Linked DNA regions of Mus musculus: region 2 is linked to region 1. Evidence: chromatin loops called from intact Hi-C (ENCODE). Cell type or tissue: left cerebral cortex. All regions are shown on one strand. Links, peaks and the distances in the headings refer to the core of each region. The heading gives the core; the rest is flanking DNA.

Evidence for each region. Hi-C counts contacts between places; a loop is a spot of excess contacts. Peaks named below come from ENCODE experiments on the same cell type or tissue, not always from the same donor. Only the 100,000 strongest peaks of a DNase experiment are listed, where the experiment ranks them.
Region 2: it touches region 1 in a loop (2.2-fold over the local background); 10 of 42 quality-filtered maps call a loop at or near these places.

The regions. Positions count from the first base shown.
Region 1 is chr14:36,935,880-36,938,806 of GRCm38, forward strand. It overlaps Ccser2 (coiled-coil serine rich 2), which reads right to left. Exons shown (of 11, transcript NM_027045.1): 3 at 2,705-2,901. Among named protein-coding and RNA genes, the nearest start is that of Ccser2, 31 kb to the right of the region's middle. In left cerebral cortex, for the core only: CTCF peaks have their summits at 1,681 (motif pointing left) and 1,881; a DNase peak (open chromatin) is centred at 1,671.
Region 2 is chr14:36,888,682-36,891,608 of GRCm38, forward strand. It overlaps Ccser2 (coiled-coil serine rich 2), which reads right to left. Exons shown (of 11, transcript NM_027045.1): 10 at 1,661-1,745. Among named protein-coding and RNA genes, the nearest start is that of Ccser2, 79 kb to the right of the region's middle. In left cerebral cortex, for the core only: no CTCF peak of the experiment used is centred there; a DNase peak (open chromatin) is centred at 1,647.

The DNA.
Region 1 (2,927 bases), core at 245-2,744:
AAATGAGCAGGCTGATCAGTCAGACAACCTAAAAAGCCTGTGAACACAAGGATAAAGTAGGCTATACTACACTCACACACAGGAATGGGATCCAATCAGAAGAATGGACAAGGGCTGGGAACACAGCTCAGGGTAGAATGTTTACTTCATCATGGAGGAGGGGCACACATGGACCGACAATAATACAAAAAAACCCTACAACTCATTAAAAGCCAGACACAAAATAATATGTGCGTGGCTCCATTTATATCCAGTTTAAAGCAGAACAAGTGATCCAGAGTAACGGAAGCCTTTCTAGCACCTCTTAGCATCTCTTCCTCTGTCTCTTGCTAAGAGGTGACCTTTCTTTGGAATAAGAGGCTCAAGGGAAGGAACAGAGGGGGAATTTTCTGAAGTGACTGAAATAGTCCTCATAACAAACTGGACAACTCCAAAAAATATCTTGGGATGTTTGTAAATTCATGTACTGTACTGAATATAAATTATATACAATAAATACTACTAAGCACATAAACAGCTGAGACTCTGGCTATTAACTTTAAAGGAACCAGTCTCAAATCTCTGTTTATCCTTGACAAGAGAAGAACTTGTGCATGTCTTTAACACTCCGGTCCGTCAAAAACAAAGTCTCACTCTAAAAGCTGTATCAGTTGCAGGAAATAGAGGCTCACTGCAGGGTAGGTACTGCACAGTGCTGGAGTACTTACACAGTGTGCACAAGACCCTGGGATAAATTCACAACAGGAAGGTTAGGGAGGAGGTTCATCTAAATTATATCAGCAGTGACAACTGATGCACAATCTAGAGCAATTCCCTCATATGAACCCAGACTGGAGTTGTCAGTTGTAATGCCCAAGGAAAGGGACAGCACACTAACGTTCATCTGCAGTTATGTTACATATATTAGTGAGAATTATTTTAGCAAAGAAAAAAATGGAAAAAAAGAAAAGACAATTTAAGTAAAAATAGTAAGATGTCAAAGTGTAGTACATCAAAAATGCCAAGTACAAATGAACTCCTTAGTTAAAAAAGACCAAAAAAGTTAAATAAATTATGTGCTAAGGATGAAGTGAGTTTACTGTAAAGGGAAGAAAACTATACAAATAAAATTGGCAAAGTATACTGATATCTGGGCAAAAAGGGGTGACAAATTCATCAGTGGAAACAAAACAGCTCAGTGCAGACCAGTGAAGTGATGTGTCATGAAAACAAAGCAAGCTGGAATTATTCAAAGCAAAACATGTGAACTTCCATCAAAACTCCCAAGAGGATCTTAATGTGCCTTTGTCAGTAAGCCCGTCCTTTCTTGGACTTTGCCTTTCCCTTGGATCAGAAAAGCGCAGTATCAAAGCTGGGCGTGGTGGCGTGCACCTTCACTCAGCACCTGGGAGGCAAGCGGATCTCTGAGTCTAGTCTACATAGAGGCTTATAGGACAGGGAGCCTAACTCAAAAAGCAACAAAGAAAAAAATCAGGAGCCCCTATTTTTTCTAAAGTACAGAGAGAGTATAGCAGATGGACTGGTTGCTTCTCATCTGCTATACTCAAGCATATTAATCAAGGAATATACTGAAGGATTTTAACACCATGGTCACCCAAGTATATTATAAACTCAGTAGAGGGGGCCTTTTGTCAGTTGCAATAATCTCTAAAAATAGCAAGTTCTAAGCGGCTCACTGCTGCCATCTACTGGACAAAATGTTGATAAGCACTTCAATTGTACATTTCAAAATTCTAATAAAGAACACAGTCAAGTCATAAACTGTAACCTTGTTCTGGCCAGATGAAGATACTCCACAAATGGCACATACCTATGTCTGTGCAACTTAAAAGCCTTTCATAACAGTATCTGGTTTCTCCGTGCCACAGGCTTATATAGATATAGAAAGCTTTGCTGCCTGAAAGCCAGTTAGAATGTTATATATTTATAAACCAATTTGATTTGTGAGTATTTCTATTTCATAACCTAAATAATTACCCTGAGCCATTTTAACCACACCAGTTGCATTTTATTAGCGTGTCTGTATCTAAGTTGCTTGTAATGTTTTATAAAAGAACTATGCATTAATATGTGGTGGCACTTGTAGTTCCCTCTTTCCAGACACAGGGAGATTATTTTCCTATCCCCTTAGTACTTATGTGGGACCACAGACAAACTGATTTTCAAGTGTGAATGAAAACACCAGAGCCACTTGCAGGCCAAATTAGATACTGCAAGGGTGTGACTGACAGTCCTGTCTCCTTCTGTCTTGGTAATAAGGGCTTCAAAGACAAGGTCAAACCCAAAGCCAAAGCAGCTTAGGTCATTATAGGCAGCTGTCCTAGAGAGTCGCCCAGACCTACAAAAGACTTTGTTAAGAATAAAAGCCAAAACCTCCCACTGTATTAAAGGCACACTGGACTGGCGACAGAATGGTAGGTAGTCCATCAGCACAGCCTACCCAGATACTTGGTCCTGGATCAACTGGTCCATCAGTCCACCACTCTTTCTGTAGGAAGCGCATGTTAAGCACCATCCCTGACACCCCTTCACCAAGGGGCACTTCTCAATACAGCAACTAAAAGTGTTGTAGATGTCACGTTCTTAGCTTAACTTAACCAATACACTAATGCCTTTATAATAAATTATGTATGTGTGTATTTGTATGTGTTTGTATAAAGAAATAAAAAGAAATCTCCCAAAGGGTAGAGAAATCCATACATACTATGCTGTTCATTTCAGAGGACTCATAGCTGCCAACAGGATGGACACTCCCAATGGGCTCCAGGCCCTCTTCATCCCACATGTACGTTCCATCAGAGCTATCGGACGGAGAGAGTTCAAATGAAGACCCAGCTCTGTAATCCGTATCCGGTGAAATCAAGTTGTTTCCAGATGTATGCTTTGTACATTCACTCCTGTCTTCAAATGATTTTAAAAGAAAGAAA
Region 2 (2,927 bases), core at 296-2,795, 47 kb before region 1:
CTCCTAATAACTGATGCTCTCACGCTCTGTGTGCTTTCTATAGGCTACCTTCCATACAGTACCTACCACTGTGGGCTTACTGCAGGCTACCTTCCATACTGTATCTACCACTTCTAACATCTACCACTCACTCTTACAACTCAAAATAAAAACCCAACTGCTGCTTCTGAAGACTCAGCCACACTCTTGGCCTCTGTACTTGATGATAAACATAGTACACTCTAGTCAGTGCTCAAGCAGGTATCAGAAAGAAGCTTTAAAATGAAACATTACAATGAGAGAGATACTCCTTAACTCCTGCCTATTATGTATAATCAACCTCTGTAAAAGCTGAGTGCTGGGAACGGAAAACTACGTAAATGCAGAAACCGGTATTATCATGTTGAATGTTCATTTAGTATAGGAAAAAAACTAAGACCTGTTCTTAACTGTCTCTGAAAAAAACATTGGGTTCATTGCTATGACTTCATGGCCTTCATCTCTCTCTCACACACAACCTAAAGGAAGTAGAAAAATAGCTTTGCTAGCATATGGTAACACCTATCCCCAGGAGTGAGTCTCAGTATAGCAGTTAAAACCTATTTCTCTTCCAAAAGAACCTCTCAAACTCAGTGAGAGACACTGAAGGGCATGTAATGACCCTACAGCTATGGCTGCAAGCATCCTGTAAAAAATCTCTACAGAAAGACATATCCCACTCATTCCTGAGAGGTTACCAGAGCCAAATCATATAACTAATCCTTATTTTAATCTGGAATTCATGCAGCTTATTTATAATTTTGATAAATAAAGACATAATTTTTCAAAAAATAAATTTTATTCTAAATTGATTAAAATTTCCCTTAGGACTCCTGATACTTTACTTAAGGAAAACCAGTGGGAAAAAATGGTAGAAATCACAGAACAAACCATGGAGAAGGTGTAGAACTAGCTCTGATTGACTCTTTTTTTTCACTAATATTAGCTTTTGGGGGTAGGTGACTTTTCAAAAAAAGATAAAATACAGTCAACTTACCAGGTACAGTAAAATATATAATCTAAAGCAGTCAAGCTGTGTGGCAGGTCTTGTAATAACTGAATCATTAAAAGTGTTAGTAAACCATGCATATTCAACGCCACTGCTTCTATGAGGTGAAGCAGCTAACAAATTATAAAAGACATTAGTGGTTTTAAAATGGCCTTGAAATTTTTTAAAAGTTTTAGATGGTAATTAAATACAGGTAAAGCCTTTGATGAGGAGATATTTAAGTGTGCAGTGGTCTAGTAAGCCTGACCCCTAAACAGTATGCATCTGTCCATCAAGTCTGTGCGCATTTTAAAAGTCAATAGGTAAGACGTAATTTTATCTTATACATTTCATGATCTTCGTAAGATCTACTTAAAGACAGATGCATGCCAGCAGGTCTAGGGTCACCAGTGAAAGGTTTCCACAGCATTACAGTGAAATTAACCTCTGGCGGCTTCCAGGAAGCCACAGTGGAGGCTTGTTTGCATGCAGTCAGGGAAAGGTTAGGAGAGCAGAGCACGGGAGTGCTCCTGGAGCAGGTGCCTGCAGATGACTGGGAGGGGCAGAAGGTATTGGAGAGGGAGGGGCCATGCAGCAGGGAAATACCATGGAGGGGAAGCCAGAGCAGGATGGGAGTGAGAGACACAGACTCACTCTGTCTGCGGTGCGGCGGTACAGTCCGTGGCATCCCCTGGAAGGAGCCCTGCCAAGGAGAGAAGGAGGGTGCACAATACCCACCCTGTGCAGAAAGAGATGGGGTAGGGAGGCATAATGAAGAAGGGAACCAGAGAAACATTTGTCTTCGCTTTTAAAATAACACAGCAACAGTGTTAATGAGAAGTAAATTTCATTTTTTAACATACAGGCAGCTCAAACTAATAATACATCAGAATTCAAAATCTAGTTGTCAAATATGTTACAGAAAATATCTCAGAACTCTACACCTCTTCCTAGGCAACACACAAATAAGCCTTTATGGTATGTATAAACCCCACCATCATATACTTGTAAGTATCAGCTTATTATTTTGCAGAAGAGCACTATAGAAGGGAAGATAAATTATATGTATTCACACATAGAAATATTAATTTATGAATCAGGAAATCAAACATTAGCGCAAAATTTTTCTTTTCAAGTTACAGATTTTCAAAAGATTAGAACAAAAAAATAAAGAAAGCTAAGGTTAGAAATAATTAGGATATTGTGACAATAAGTTCTTACAAAGTGTGACATGCAAGACATAGGTGACACATGCTTTTTAGTATGAGTAACTAAAGGTTCTTAATTTAACTTAATCATGTTTTATCAAAATTGGAAGACATCTATCTGTATGTCGGATGTTGAACACCACAGAATCAGAAACACATTATTTGTGGATATTAAAAATAACCACAGATAAAATCATAACACACAAATGAAATGGTCCCAGTACTAGCAAACTATGCTGCTTTAGCCTGTGCTTTCTAAGTCTTCACAGCAAAGGCTGCTTCTTCACACACTCAAGACAGCTTCACAATGTCTGGAACAAATCCAAATTGAATGTCAGATACTTATAAACACATCAGTAGATGGCTATAAGAGTCATGTAGAATGTTATTGGCTTTGAAAAATAATTTCAGTCAGGTACTGATTTCATATATAACTACAAAATGCACAATGTGGCTGTTTTAACAGTGCAAGACATGAACAGTAACCTTTTGTGTGCAGACTTCTACCTGTCAGAATGTGAACTCTCAGAAGCACAGGAGGCTCCAGCCAGTATTTATAAAGGTAGCTGGCACATGCTATATGCAAAACCTGATGCCTGAAATGATTAACATAGCACTATGGAAAAGCAATTGTGTGACCACCTCACAAAAGTTACTTGTTCAAATACTGGTGCAAGGATGTGTGTGTGTGTGTGTATGTGTGTGTGTGTGTG